Regions from separate parts of the Homo sapiens genome. Here region 1 is linked to region 2. A link is a contact called in ENCODE Hi-C data. All regions are on one chromosome and are shown on one strand. The core of a region is the stretch at or near the end of the contact, and the rest is flanking DNA. Distances in the headings are between cores, read along the strand shown. Region 1 overlaps NRP1 (neuropilin 1). Region 2 overlaps ITGB1-DT (ITGB1 divergent transcript).

The links. A loop is a pair of places that touch in the nucleus more often than their neighbours do. Pooled maps may share reads with other maps.
Region 1: a map of MCF 10A shows a loop between it and region 2 (13-fold over the local background). The contact joins two enhancer-like sites. A Hi-C loop is called at or near these places in 2 of 168 maps with a recorded cell type or tissue (MCF 10A and PC-9) and 8 of 50 pooled maps.

What each region holds. Positions count from the first base shown.
Region 1 is chr10:33,192,047-33,194,746 of GRCh38, forward strand. It overlaps NRP1 (neuropilin 1), which reads right to left. Exons shown (of 17, transcript NM_003873.7): 13 at 235-372. Among named protein-coding and RNA genes, the nearest start is that of IATPR, 77 kb to the left of the region's middle. Within about 2 kb of position 1,450, at least 17 of the 41 ENCODE cell types and tissues checked have a DNase peak (open chromatin) inside an H3K27ac peak, as active enhancers do.
Region 2 is chr10:33,007,454-33,010,153 of GRCh38, forward strand. The region is part of intron 2 of ITGB1-DT (ITGB1 divergent transcript); the gene reads left to right. Among named protein-coding and RNA genes, the nearest start is that of ITGB1-DT, 26 kb to the left of the region's middle. Within about 2 kb of position 1,443, at least 6 of the 41 ENCODE cell types and tissues checked have a DNase peak (open chromatin) inside an H3K27ac peak, as active enhancers do.

The DNA.
Region 1 (2,700 bases), core at 200-2,699, 180 kb after region 2:
TTCAAGGAGGCCAATCAGTGGCCAACTTCAAGGGGCATTACTATGATTTGCCCTATGCTTCTCGCTACTAGGGAAAGAGACATTGTTAATTCTAGAAAATAATAGCACATGTGAACGCCTGTAGTAATTCCTACCCGCCCTAAATTCACAGACATTAGAAACCCTCCCAGTAACACAGCCTCGGAATCAAAGAGAATCTGCAAAGCCATGCAGCCGAAGTGAACTCTGTGATACCTGTGTGATCCTGAATGGGTCCCGTCTTGCTGGTCAACACACTCCACTTGAGCTGCACGTGATTGTCATGTTCCCAGTGGCAGAAGGTCTTGTGAGAGCCCCAGCCAAATTCACAGTTAAAACCATATGTTGGAAACTCTTCAGTGGGTGGGAAGTAAAAATAAGAGACAAGCAAAGAAAGGCAAATTTGATCATTTAGGGTCACAAAGGCCCTTGGTTCACTCATGGAAAGCACGATTTATACAACTTTATGTCTGTTTGAAAATTCCAGGAAAGCCAGGATTACCAAGAAACCAAAAGATGCATGGAGATGTCAAAATGTTTGCAAAACCACATTTAGTAATTTCTTTAAAAATCCAGCTTTAAAAGGATTATGGACTGCCTGTCAAATTGGGTTTACATAAAATCTCCAGGAAGGCTATTTTCTAAAGCACGTGTATTACATTTGCTGCACTCTCCCCATTTCCACAGTATTTAATATGAAAGCCATTCTGTTCTTGAGGATAAATCATATAAGTTGATACCCACCAATGAAAAGAATCTTAATTAGAGATTGACCCATGAAGCCTCAAAAGTGGAAAGTAACTTGGCGAAATGCCTCACCCAGGAGGTTTTCTCTATTTCCACCTCACCAGTTCATGCTTCAGGTCTTTAATGTCAGGGTTAGAATCTCTTAAGCATTTTAGGATTATTTTTTTTTCTTCCATGCCTTCTATAAGGTCGATTAATTTAAGTATAAATTTCTGCTTTTTTAATTTCTAAATTTACATATAAATTGTTCACCCGGCTTAAAACCTCAATGTAAGGTCATCTAAATCCAAAGCCCATTTCAATAGCTACCCGTTTTTACTTCTCTTTTCTTTTTTTTAATGTTCAAAAGGCTTCCTTAGGAATCTGAAAAGACAGCGTGAATGAATTCACGGGAATGACTTGCCTTGTGTGTGCCCTACAAGGTGCTGTTGGACTATGGTGTTTTTAAAACCCACAGCCTGACATTTTACACAGCCTCTTTTTGAAAGGAGCTTAACTTTTAAGTATGGGAAAAATGAAATCATTGCTACTTATTCCAAGTATGACTGTTGTTTTGGTAAACATAAGCTAACAATAAAAAAAATTCTAAAGATGAAATTCTCGGGCTTCTGCCCCCTCCTTTCGTCCTCCTATAAAGAACGAAGCCCGCAGATGCAGCTGTTTTCTCCAGTGACGAAGGGCCTTTAGGCTTGTCACTGACTTTAGGCAGTCCACGAGGTGGCAGCATTGAAACAAACAGGAAGGCGCCTGGGGCATCTGGACCGTTGAACTTAAAAATAAGCCTCAAAAGAATCCCTATGAACAATAAGGGAAGTCTGGTATTAGATGCTGTATTAGGGTCAGGCCAAGACCTTATCTCATTTTGAGCTTCTTTAACTTGCTTGTGTTTATTAACAAAGTATCTCGCCTTCTGCTCTGAGCCTTGTCTCCATGGCCCCTCCCCCAATGGCAGGAGGAATTTTAATGGGAAGATTTATTGAATAGATAAGAATGATTTACTTTGCATTTTTAGTTTATAAGGAACCCTTTTCTAGAGCTAATGTCAAATTTTGGAAGGAATCCACCATAAAAACTGTCCAAATGGAGCAGTTTGGATTCTCCCAATGATAATGTGACCTCCCAAAGGGTAGACAGAGCCAGTTTGGGAAAGTAAACTAGTAAGCTATGTGATGTGTAAAATGTGAGTACTTTCATTTAGTGCAAACAGGCTATATTTCACAGCTGTAGTGTCATCGGAGAGATATATTTCATGTCTAGTCTATCATAGCCATGAAATAGGACTTCTTAAGGCATGGGAAACCCTCTCCAAAATTTACCACTCTTTTCCGCAGCAAGATTGAATTATGTAGATGAAGTACAGTCAACTGAACGGTGACTGAATGATTGAGCAACCTTGGATGCCAACGCCCATGACCCTGAAATGTACTGTTGCATAATCTCATGTTAGAAAATGTTAATATTGGAACATGTTAATGTGTGTGTGGTTTTGATTTTTCTCCTTAAATGTACTTTATAAAACATGCACATTCAGGATAAAGAAAGCCACCCCAGCACACACAGTTCTGCCTGTATTTACTTTGTTAATACATTACATTTATTGTTTATAGAACAGAAAATGACATCATCCATTCTTTTGGCTCTTCATATTCTGATGATACCATAAAATGTAGGAACTTGGATATTTTTGAAATGACCAGGACATGGAACCGCTTTGCCTGAAAAAATGTTTCAGGCACTTCTCGCTTCAGAGAATGACAGTCTGCCTTTACCTTCCAATGTCCTTCCCCATCCTGTACATTTAACCAGGTGAACCGCTCTAAGTTTTTGTATTTTACTGCTCTTTTATCTTCTTGTCTTGATCATGTAACTTGTGGCAATTTGGTTATTTAAAGGATATGTTTTTAGATCAATGCCTTTTGTTGGGGAGGGTTATGG
Region 2 (2,700 bases), core at 193-2,692:
GTACTGTTGATTTAAGTATAGTTCTATCCAGAAGAAGAATAAACTAGATGTCTCCGTAAAGTAACTTTTAGTCATGTTTCTCAGCCCTGTCTGGATTGCCAGGGCATTTCTAAAAGGGGCCAGGCACAGTGGCTCTTGCCTGTAATCCTAGCACCTTGGGAGGCCAAGGCAGGAGGATCACTTGAGGCCAGGAGTTGGAGACCATCCCGGGCAACATAGCGAGACCCCGTCTCTAAAATAAAGTAAAAATAGGGCCAGGCGCGGTGGCTCATGCCTGTAATCCCAGCACTTTGGGAGGCCGAGGTGGGCGGATCACCTGAGGTCAGGAGCTTAAGACCAGCCTGGCCAACGTGGTGAAACCCCATCTCTACTAAAAATACAAAAAATTAGCTGGCTGGGCATGTGACGGGCCCCTGTAATCCCAGCTGCTTAGGAGGCTGAGGCAGGAGAATCGCTTGAACTCAGGAGGCCAAGTTTGCAGTGAGCAGAGATTGCGCCATTGCACTCCAGACTGGGCAACAAGGGCAACAAGAGAGAAACTCTGTCTCAAAAAATAAATAAAATAAAATAAAATAAAATAAAATAAAATAAAATAAAATAAAATAAAACAAAATAAAATAAAATAAATAAAATAAAATATAAAATAAAATAAAATAAAATATAAAATAAAATAAAATAAAAAATAAAAATAAAATATAAAATAAAATAAATAAAATAATAAAATAAAATAAAATATAAAATAAAATATAAAATAAAATAAAATAATAAAATAAAATAAGCCAGATGTGGGGTTGTGCGCCTGCAGTCCCAGCTACTGGGGAGTCTGAGCTGAGAGGATCGCTTGAGCCTGGGAGGTTGAGGCTGCAGTGAGCCATGAGCCATGGTCGTGCCACTGTACTCCAGCCTGGGCAACAGAATGAGAATCTGTCTCAAAAAATAATTTTAGAAAAGGGTGGCAAAGGCTGTATGGCCTTTGGGAACAGTCTCATTGCTATTCACCTTGATCATGTCTTCCACCTGCACAATTCCCACTGCCTTTCCCACCGGCACTCCCCTTAACCCTGACTGCAAAAAATTAATGAATGAATTAATTAAAAATTAATACATTATAATCAATATAGTCTCACTTTATAACACTATCATTACCACCTTCATTATCTGTTCCTGCCACTATTTTTCACCTGGACAAAACACAAAGACGTCAATCAAGCAACAAAAAACTCCAAAAAAACCACACAAAAAGCAAAAGTACCCGTACCCCAACTCAGTAGTCTGAAAACCCTTCCGGCATTTTTCAGTGGACTACAGAGCGATATTGGGCATACCAATTGGTGTTTCCTTTTCTAAGTTCAGAAGACAAATAGAAATGTATGAGCCACAGTGCTTAGTTTTTCCATATTGTGGCTCTCATTTTTCCAGCGGGATGCAGAGAAAGTAGTTCTTGTCTGTCACCTAGTGGACAAAAATGGATTTGCGCCTTGCCACTATGCTCTGGTAGCTAAACTTCAGAAACCGCATTGATTCAAATAAAGATTGTTGGATTCTATGAGATGATTCTACTTTCCGAGCTTCAGAGCTCCACAGGTTGAAAAAAAACAAGATGATATAATGCTGAAGACTTGTTGCAAAACAGAACAGGAGTTGATGCAAAATCAAGATGGGAAGAAAACCACACTTACAGAACCACGTAATAAATAGCTGTGCTTGGTGAGGGAATATTATTGTCATTCATATGAGTCAATTGCAATCAGAATACTATGTGGAGCAATGGCTTTAAATGGCCCCATCCTCCAATAAAGCAAAGCAAACAAGAACGTATTGCTGACTTTCAAATGAGCAGAAGTTCTTGTAATCCCCCTGCTAAAAAATTTAAATGAACTTTAACCCAACTCTTTCCCTTGTATCTAGTAAGTCATCTAGTCTTACCAGTTTTTTTCTTACTGCTACTAAGAGTGAGCAATAGATGCTTTTCCATATCAGTTTCCATCTTAGCTCTGACCAGACTACACACTGTCATTAGATTCATCTTCCTTAAACTTGTCACTATTTTTTGAAAATACCCTAGAACTCAATTTCCCTTTCTTTCCAAATACCTCCTCCATCTGATTTCACTGTTACTTTAATCCAGTGTCATCCTACCCTTACATTTTCATTTCCCTGGCCCATTGAAGAAGTGTTGCTCATTGCAGCCTTTGAGTCTTCAGATGGGGTCCTGTCCTTCCCTCCCTTTGCCAGATGAAGCCTTTTCATCCTGTAGGATCCAGCCCAGCTGTTGCCCCTCCATGTCACTCTCCCTTGTCTGAGTAATCCTATGAGGGTTATAGGTTATATTCTATAACTGTGTGCTTGTGCAAATACTTGTCAAATGGTTTACTATTGATACACAGGCTTCAGTCTCATCTTATCCAAAATCTATTGGGAAATATTCCAGGCCAGATACCATTTCTTATCCCTTTTCAAGCCCTCATCGGGGTCTACATGTTTGGGAGCACTGTGAGCTCAGTAAGATACTTGTCGATTGGTTTTCTTTATCAGCTCATAATTCTGCAAGGAAGATGGAGCTGGTATTGTAATTCCTGATTTACAAACGAGGACGCTGAAGCCCAGAGCATTTTCAAGACTTGTTCTTGGGAATGGCAGTGCCAGGACAGGAGCTCTGGGTATTTCCTCCTTGTCTAGTCCCCTTCCTGGTGCACCCCA